2 separate regions of the Homo sapiens genome follow, and region 2 is linked to region 1. The links are chromatin contacts, found by Hi-C or POLR2A ChIA-PET in ENCODE. All regions are on one chromosome and are shown on one strand. Each heading gives the region's core, a stretch centred on a gene start or an enhancer-like site at or near the end of the contact. The rest is flanking DNA. Distances are from core to core; before and after follow the strand shown.

The links. A loop is a pair of places that touch in the nucleus more often than their neighbours do. ChIA-PET counts read pairs that join two places held with the same protein, here RNA polymerase II (POLR2A). Pooled maps may share reads with other maps.
Region 2: a loop to region 1 is called in a map of heart left ventricle, with 2.1 times the contacts of the local background. The contact joins two enhancer-like sites. A Hi-C loop is called at or near these places in 18 of 168 maps with a recorded cell type or tissue (B cell, CD4-positive, alpha-beta T cell, CD4-positive, alpha-beta memory T cell and 12 more), 37 of 37 single-sample maps with no recorded cell type and 23 of 50 pooled maps. POLR2A ChIA-PET finds 5 or more read pairs at or near these places in 12 of 52 experiments (CD4-positive, alpha-beta T cell, OCI-LY7, activated B cell and 6 more).

What each region holds. Positions count from the first base shown.
Region 1 is chr14:89,623,220-89,626,903 of GRCh38, forward strand. All of the region lies in intron 1 of LOC105370617 (a long non-coding RNA gene), which reads left to right. Among named protein-coding and RNA genes, the nearest start is that of FOXN3-AS2, 49 kb to the left of the region's middle. RefSeq lists enhancers at 2,326-2,899, 3,571-3,630. Within about 2 kb of position 2,097, at least 10 of the 41 ENCODE cell types and tissues checked have a DNase peak (open chromatin) inside an H3K27ac peak, as active enhancers do; they include B cell, where a contact is called at or near this core.
Region 2 is chr14:89,766,074-89,769,757 of GRCh38, forward strand. No RefSeq gene overlaps it. Among named protein-coding and RNA genes, the nearest start is that of EFCAB11, 190 kb to the right of the region's middle. RefSeq lists enhancers at 1,110-1,379, 2,169-2,218. Within about 2 kb of position 1,843, at least 3 of the 41 ENCODE cell types and tissues checked have a DNase peak (open chromatin) inside an H3K27ac peak, as active enhancers do; they include B cell, where a contact is called at or near this core.

The DNA.
Region 1 (3,684 bases), core at 847-3,346:
GATTAAGGAGGCTGACAAGTCCCCAGATTTGCACCCAGCAAGCTGTAGGCCAAGGAGAACCAATGGTGTAGTTCCAGTCTGAAGGCCAGCAAGCTCCAAACCCAGGAAGAGCTGATATTTCAGTTGAGTTTGAAGGCAGGAAAAAAAGCAATGTCCCAGCTCGAGGCAGTCAGGCAGGAGGAGGTGGTCCCTCTTACTAGAGGGAGGGCCAGCCTTTTGTTCTAGTTGGGCCTTCAGCTGATTGAATGAGGCCCACCCACATTAGGGTGGGTGTCTGCTTTCTTCGTCTACCTATTCAAATGTTAATTTATTATTATTTTTTTTTTTTTGAGACAGCCTTGCTCTGTCACCCAGGCTGGAGTGCAGTGGCGTGATCTTGGCTCACTGCAACCTCTGCCTCCCAGGTTTAAGCGATTCTCTTGCCTCAGCCTCCCAAGTAGCTGGGATTACAGATGTGTGCCCTCATGCCCGGCTTATTTTTGTATTTTTAGTGGAGATGGGGTTACGCCATGTTGGCTAGGCTGGTCTCAAACTCCTGGCCACTTCGGCCTCCTGAAGTGCTGGGATTATAGACCTGAGCCACTGCACCTGGCCTCAAATGTTACTCTTATCTGAAAAACACCCTCACAGACACACCCAGAATAATGGTTACCCAAATATGTGGACACCCCATGGCCCAGTCAAGCTGACACATAAAATTAACCATCACATTGTAAAAGACTGTGTTTTACCAGGATAATTCTAGAAAGTGTATGGAGGATGATTTCGATCCAAAATGTTGTAGATATCAGAAGGCAGGGTGACTTATTAGGAGGTAATTATTATCCTAGTTCAGATGCAGACCTGAAGGAATTCATCGTTGGTGGCTTCAGATGACCCTTCAGTGATCCATGGGTGATGTGTGATGTTACACACACCAAAGGCACCACACAGACACAACTCTCGGAGGAATCCATCAGAAGTGCAATGCCTAGAAAAGAACACAGTGGATAACTACGGGGGGGTCCTGGCTGCCCCTGCAACAGGCTGAGGACAACAGTGTCTTCTGGCCACTTTAACTACCCAGTTGCAGTAGACACAAAGCGGGGTGGCAACCTGGCTCCTTTTGGGGGGATTTCTCATTCCACGCCATGGTCCTGGTGTTGAGTGGGAACAGCAGGATTGAGCCCAGGGTGGGCACTTGACAGCATGCTGGACACTTGACCCCATGCCAGGACAATTAGGGTCCTCTGAAGTTCCCTAACTGAAGCCAGGGGAAGCGAGGATCCTTCTCTTCACTTGGATTGCCAAGCTTGGGTGCCACCAGTAGCCCCATCCTCGGTTTGCAGGCTCAGAAGATGGATAACTACGCAACTATCAGCCCAAGCACAACGTTAAAACACGATGAAAGCCCAGTATAAACTTTGGATTATCCAAACAAACTTTTTTCCCCTCTATCATCATAAACAGTTTAGAATAGGCTGTATATATCGCCACCGTTTATATACACACAGGGATGCACCGAAATCCTCACTGTACTGGGAAGATCCCCGGAACACTCTCCAGCTTTCTAGATATAGGTGGTATCAGGTTATACTGAAAGAAAGATTTTCCACTTGCTTCTTTGTATGCTTCCAATTGCAATAAAATGCCACCCGTCTTCACCCTATGAAGTCACAAGCCTTAACATTCCCCATGAAACCGATAGCCTCACCCTTTCACTAACGCAGGCTTAGGAGATGGTGAAATCACACGTGACTTGGATGTCATTACTTTTACCCACCATTTTATAAGGGATTTATTGCCTCAGCGGTGACAGCACTAAATCAGTCCTATGAATCTATGCTTGTCAAGAGGAATGGACAAAACTCACTTTGATTCCTTTGTCTCTCTGATATCTATCACATTTATTCCTTCGTTGACCAAACCCGGGCTTGCTTTGGCAATAATGGCTAATGGGCGGCATCTCATCCCCGGCTCCTACAGAGCCAGTCATGGAATGGCCCACAGCTTGTGTTTCTCAGACCCCCTTCTCAGTTCTGGCTCAGGCCCTTTAGGAATCATTTATCCTGGGGCCTGACTACCAAGCAGGGCTGCGAAGAAGGCCTTGAGAGGAAAGCGTGGGGCAGAACGCTGCCAAAAAAACAGCCCAATCTGGCTCTCAGCCAACCAGCTGGCTGCTGCGGGAAGGCCTCTCCCAGCCTCTCCAGACCCCCCTTTGTCTCCCTCGGCCTCCCTTTCTCAGCTGTCTCGCCTCAGGTAATCATCCACACTCTGCACTTCCCCAGCTCTTTTTATTCCCGCATTTCAGATCACTTTACACACGTTAATTAAGCCTTAAACCACTCAGGAAAGAAAAGCAAAAGGCGCGTGGGGATGTTTGCACTGCGCCCCTCCCAGCTGCTCTGGCCCCGGAGCAGGCCAGCCGCGAGCCGCCCCACTCCCAGCCCGGGAGGAAGGAGAGCCGCAGAGGCTGCTGGAGACCGGGAGGGCTTCTCCTGCGACACGCAGGGTAGGGGTGTCGAGGGTGGAAACTGACTCCACACATCACAGAACACCCCGTGTCATTGAGAGGCGCATGTCATTGTTACGGGACAACCTCCCACATATGGTCACCCGCTACAGTTGATCCAGATGACCTTTGGAAGGTGGGTCCTGGGCAAGACTGCTGGTGGAAAGAGGCGGTCTCTGCATCACACCTGGATTAGGTGCACTTCAGTCTGTGCCATTGTGGTCGTGATCGTGGGTTTTTGAATCAGAGATGTCTTAGTTCACATCTGGGCTCTGTTGTCTCCCAGCTCAGCTGTCTTCCACATATTGCCTGATATCCCAGGCCCCACGGTCTTATCTGCAAAGTGCATGTGATAGTATCCACTACCCTCCCCCAACCTGGATTTTTGTGGAGGATGAAATTAGATCATGCATGCAAAGTATTGGCACGCCAAGTGGTAGATGTTAGAGCTTGTTTGAGCCATCTTTATGTTTAGTCCCAGCCAGTCTGAATTAATGTAGTTCTGCTATGGCTGCTTGGACCCTCTAGCTCAAATTGGTGCTAAAGTCTCTCATTCACAAGAAATGGTGGGGAACTCCAGATGAAGTCTGTAGTTTAGTTAATCATCTGTATCAGTGGTAATTTTTTAGTTTTGGTAAATGTGTCATGGTTATTTGAGTACTAACATTACAGGAAGTTGGGTGAGTGGTGTGAACTCTTCTGTTTTTGCAACAAATGCTCATCTAATGATAACAATAATCTTATGAAAATACATCAAAATTCGTAATGGCTACACAGCGGGTGTCATACTTCACCTGATATGGTTAGGTTTTGTGTCCCCACCCAAATCTCATCTTGAATTGTAATCCCCATAATCCCCACAATCCCCACGTGTGAAGGGAGAGACCTCAAGATTCAAGGTAATTGAATCATGAGGGCAGTTTACCCCATGCTGTTCTCGTCCTAGTGAGTGAGTTCTCACAAGATTTGATGGTTTTATAAGGGGTTCTTCCGCTTTTACTCGACACTTCTCCTTCCTGCCACCTTGTAAAAAAAGGTGCCTTGCTTCCTCTTTGCCTTCTGCCATGACTGTAAGTTTCCTGTAGGCCTCCCTAACCATGCTGAACTGTGAGTCAGTCAAACCTCTTTCCTTTATAAATTACCCACTTTCAGGCAATTCTTTATAGCAGTATGAAAATGGACTAATAGATTAC
Region 2 (3,684 bases), core at 593-3,092, 140 kb after region 1:
GTGGCCATGTGCCCAGTTATTCATAAAATTTGGGAGCTCTAGTACCAAGGCAGAAGGGAAGAACAGGCATTGGGGGCCATCCACAGCTTCTGCCACACCTGCCTCCCCTACTCCAGACACCTGGCATCACCTCTACCCTTCATCTGCCACCTCACCCCCGCTCTGGAGCTGACCGACTCCCACACAGAGCAGTCAGTGAGTTAATGTCCATGGTCATGCTGTAGGACTGCTGCTTGGCACTTCTGTGCCTGCATACCAGAGAATTGTACTTCTGAATCAGTTTCCCTCCCAGCACCCCTCTTCCATGATGGCGGCCTGTCCAGCTCTTGCCAGTGCCCTCTCTATGGAGTCTAGTCTCTCTCTGTCATGCCCTCAATCTCTCCAGACACTGGCTGGGGCCCTTTTCTGATGGACCCACCACCCAGATCCCAGTATCAGGCCACCCAGCTTTCAGGGTCACTTCCTGCCTAGATCTTTGCCTCACCTCTCTCTACCTCTTCACTGAGTTGCTCAAACTACACCTGAACTTGACATGCTTATTAGCTTCTCACCAATGATGACAGTGAGCAAAGTCTTTTTTTTCCTGGAAAGGACTAATTCCAAAAAACCATAATTCTTAGGAGCTATGTATTTTTCTTTCAAAATAAGAACTTGAATCCCAAGAGAAAATGTACACCCTTGTAGTTTAGATCACAAGGGCATGACTTGTCAACTCAGAGAGTGGCCTACAGCCTTGGTTCCATCTCTTGCTAGCTGTGGGACTTAGGCATATAACTTACCATCTCCGAGCTCTGGGTTCCACAACTGGAAAACTATCCTAAGCACAGCACCTACCTTTCAGCACTATAAGGAAGATTATGGAAGATTAAATGAGGTACACTGCCCGGTGCATGGCAAGCACAAAGTAAAGTTACTTATAATAATAATTGATTTATAATAACATGAATTTTAAATATCAGTAAATTGGCACTGATTTTTTAGTTGCTAAAATGTTACTGCCTGGGCTTTTGTGAGAAGTAGTTCAGTGCAGTCAGCGTTTCAATTTTTCATTCTGAAATCTTGTCTAACTCCTTACTTCCTCCTTTCCCTGGTGGACTCAAGCAGTGGAGGTCCCAGTGTGCCTTACACCTGAGGAGGTGTGGTGTGTACATCAAAATCAAGCCTGCTTCCTTTTGGTAAATAGTTACACCACACCAGGCGAGGGCCTGCCTACTCCAGTGTGGCCGATGTATTTTTCCAAACCCATAATCAACCCAGAGATCATTGGCCCAACCACATCTGCTGCCCTTGATATTACATCTTGGAGTGGCAGTTGAGGGCCTGGCCAAGTAGAGAACTTGTCTTTTGGGGATGAAGTAGCATTCTCCCCCAACTCTCACTTTCTTTTCTACACGTGGATTTCTTTCTGAGTCTCATTTTATCTTTGTCTTTTTGGCTTTCTTTGTCTACACAATTGTTTTATTTATTTATTTGCCCCATCCCCCTACTTTTTTTGCAATGGGGTCTCTATGTTGCCCAGAAGCATCTGGAACACCTGGGCTCAAGCGATCCTCCCATCTCAGCCTCCCAAGTAGCTGGGACTACAGGCCCGAGTTACCACATGCAGCCCCACGATTGTTCCTTTTTACATATTAAATAACCTATGCTTAATTTAGAAAATGCAAAAAATGAAAAGATGGGGAAAAAAACCAAACACGTAACTCCTGCACCTTGGTGTGTACCCATCCAGAACACTACACATGCACACAATTTTTGTTTTCTCGGAAATAAAATCATATGAGCTAGACCAGTGGTTCTCAATCAGGGTGATTTTTCCCCCACAGAAGACATTCAGCAATGTCTGCAGACATTTTAGGTTGTCAAAACTGGGGCAGGTGGTGATACTGGCATCTAGTGGTTGAGGCCAGAGATACTGCTAAACATCCTAAAACGCACAGGCCAGCCCTCAACAACAACAAATTACCTAGCCCCAAATGTCAAAAGGCCCAAGGTTAGGAAACTCTGGTCTAGACCACGGTTAAGCAAACTACTGCCCTCCTGGTTGGCTACCTGTTTTTATAAATAAAGTTTTATTAGAACACGGAGATGTCCATTCATTTCTATGTCATCTATGGCTGCTTTGACTTACAACGCAAGTGAGCAGTTGTAACAGAAACTGTGTGGTCACAAGTCCTAAAATAAATATGAGCCACATATGAAATTTCAAGTTTTTCTAGTAGCCACATTTTTTTAAAGTACAAAAAAAGCAGGGGAAATTAATGTTAGTAATATGCCCCAAATATTATCATTTCAACCTTGAATCAACATAAAAATTAATGAAATATTGTTATATTCTTTTATTTCCATATTAAGTCTTCACTTACAGCACTTCTCAATTCAGACTAGTCACATTTTTTTTTTTTTTTTTGAGACGGAGTTTTGCTCTCATTGCCCAGGCTAGAGTGCAGTGGCACAATCTCAGCTTACCACAACCTCCTCCTCTCAGGTTCAAGCGATTCTCCTGCCTCAGCCTCCCGAGTAGCTGGGATTACAGGCACGTGCCACCACGCCCGGCTAATTTTGTATTTTTAGTAGAGACTGGGTTTCTCCATGTTGGTCAGGCTGGTCTCGAATTCCGACCTTAGGTGGTCCACCCACCTCAGCCTCCCAAAGTGCTGGGATTATAGGCATGAGCCACTGTGCCTGGCCCAGACTAGTCACATTTTAAGTGCTCACGTTGCTGGTGGCTATTGTATTACACAATGCAGGTCTACACTGCATTTTTCACTAAACTGCTTTTTTAAATTATTTTACTTTTAATTTTATTTTATATATATTTTTGAGACGAAGTTTCACTCTTGTCACCCAGGCTGGAGGGCAGTGGCGCGATCTCGGCTCACCACAATCTCTGCCTCCTGGGTTCAAATGATTCTCCTGCCTCAGCCGCCCTAGCAGCTGGAACTACAGGTGCATACCACCACACCCGGCTAATTTTTTTTTTATTTTTAGTAAAGACAGGGTTTCACTACGTTGGCCAGGCTGGTCTCGAACTCCTGACCTCAAGTGGTCCCCCTGCCTCGGCTTCCCAAAGTGCTGGGATTATAGGTGTGAGCCACTGTGCCCTGCCACTAAAAAAAAAAAGTGCTGCTTTTTTTACTTAATGGAAATAAAAGTCTTCTCATGTCCACCATATATTTTTATATCTCTTTTAAAGCGTTCAACTTTTTTAAAAGATTCCAATTTTCTGGATGTTTATATTGCTTCTGAGTTTCACAATTATGAACGATTCTGCCACGAACATTCTTAGATAAAGCTTTTTCACCTCATCTGTAATTATTTCCTTAGGATAAACTCCCAGATGTGCGTCAAAGAGCAAAGAAACATTTTTAAGGGTTTTGAAATATATATATTTTTAAGAATAATACCTTCCCTACAAGATGATTACAAGAATTACGTTAGTACATGTAAATCAATTTTATTAATTCAAGTAAGGTCAATAAAACTTAAAATAGTAGGCTGGGCACAGTGGCTCACACCTGTAATCCCAGCACTTTGGGAGACAGAAGTGGGCAGATGACGAGGTCAGGAGATTGAGACCATCCTGGCTAACACGGTGAAACCCCGTCTCTATTAAAAATACAAAAAATTAGCCAGGTGTGGTGGCAGACGCCTGTAGTCCCAGCTACTCGGGAGGCTGAGGCAGGA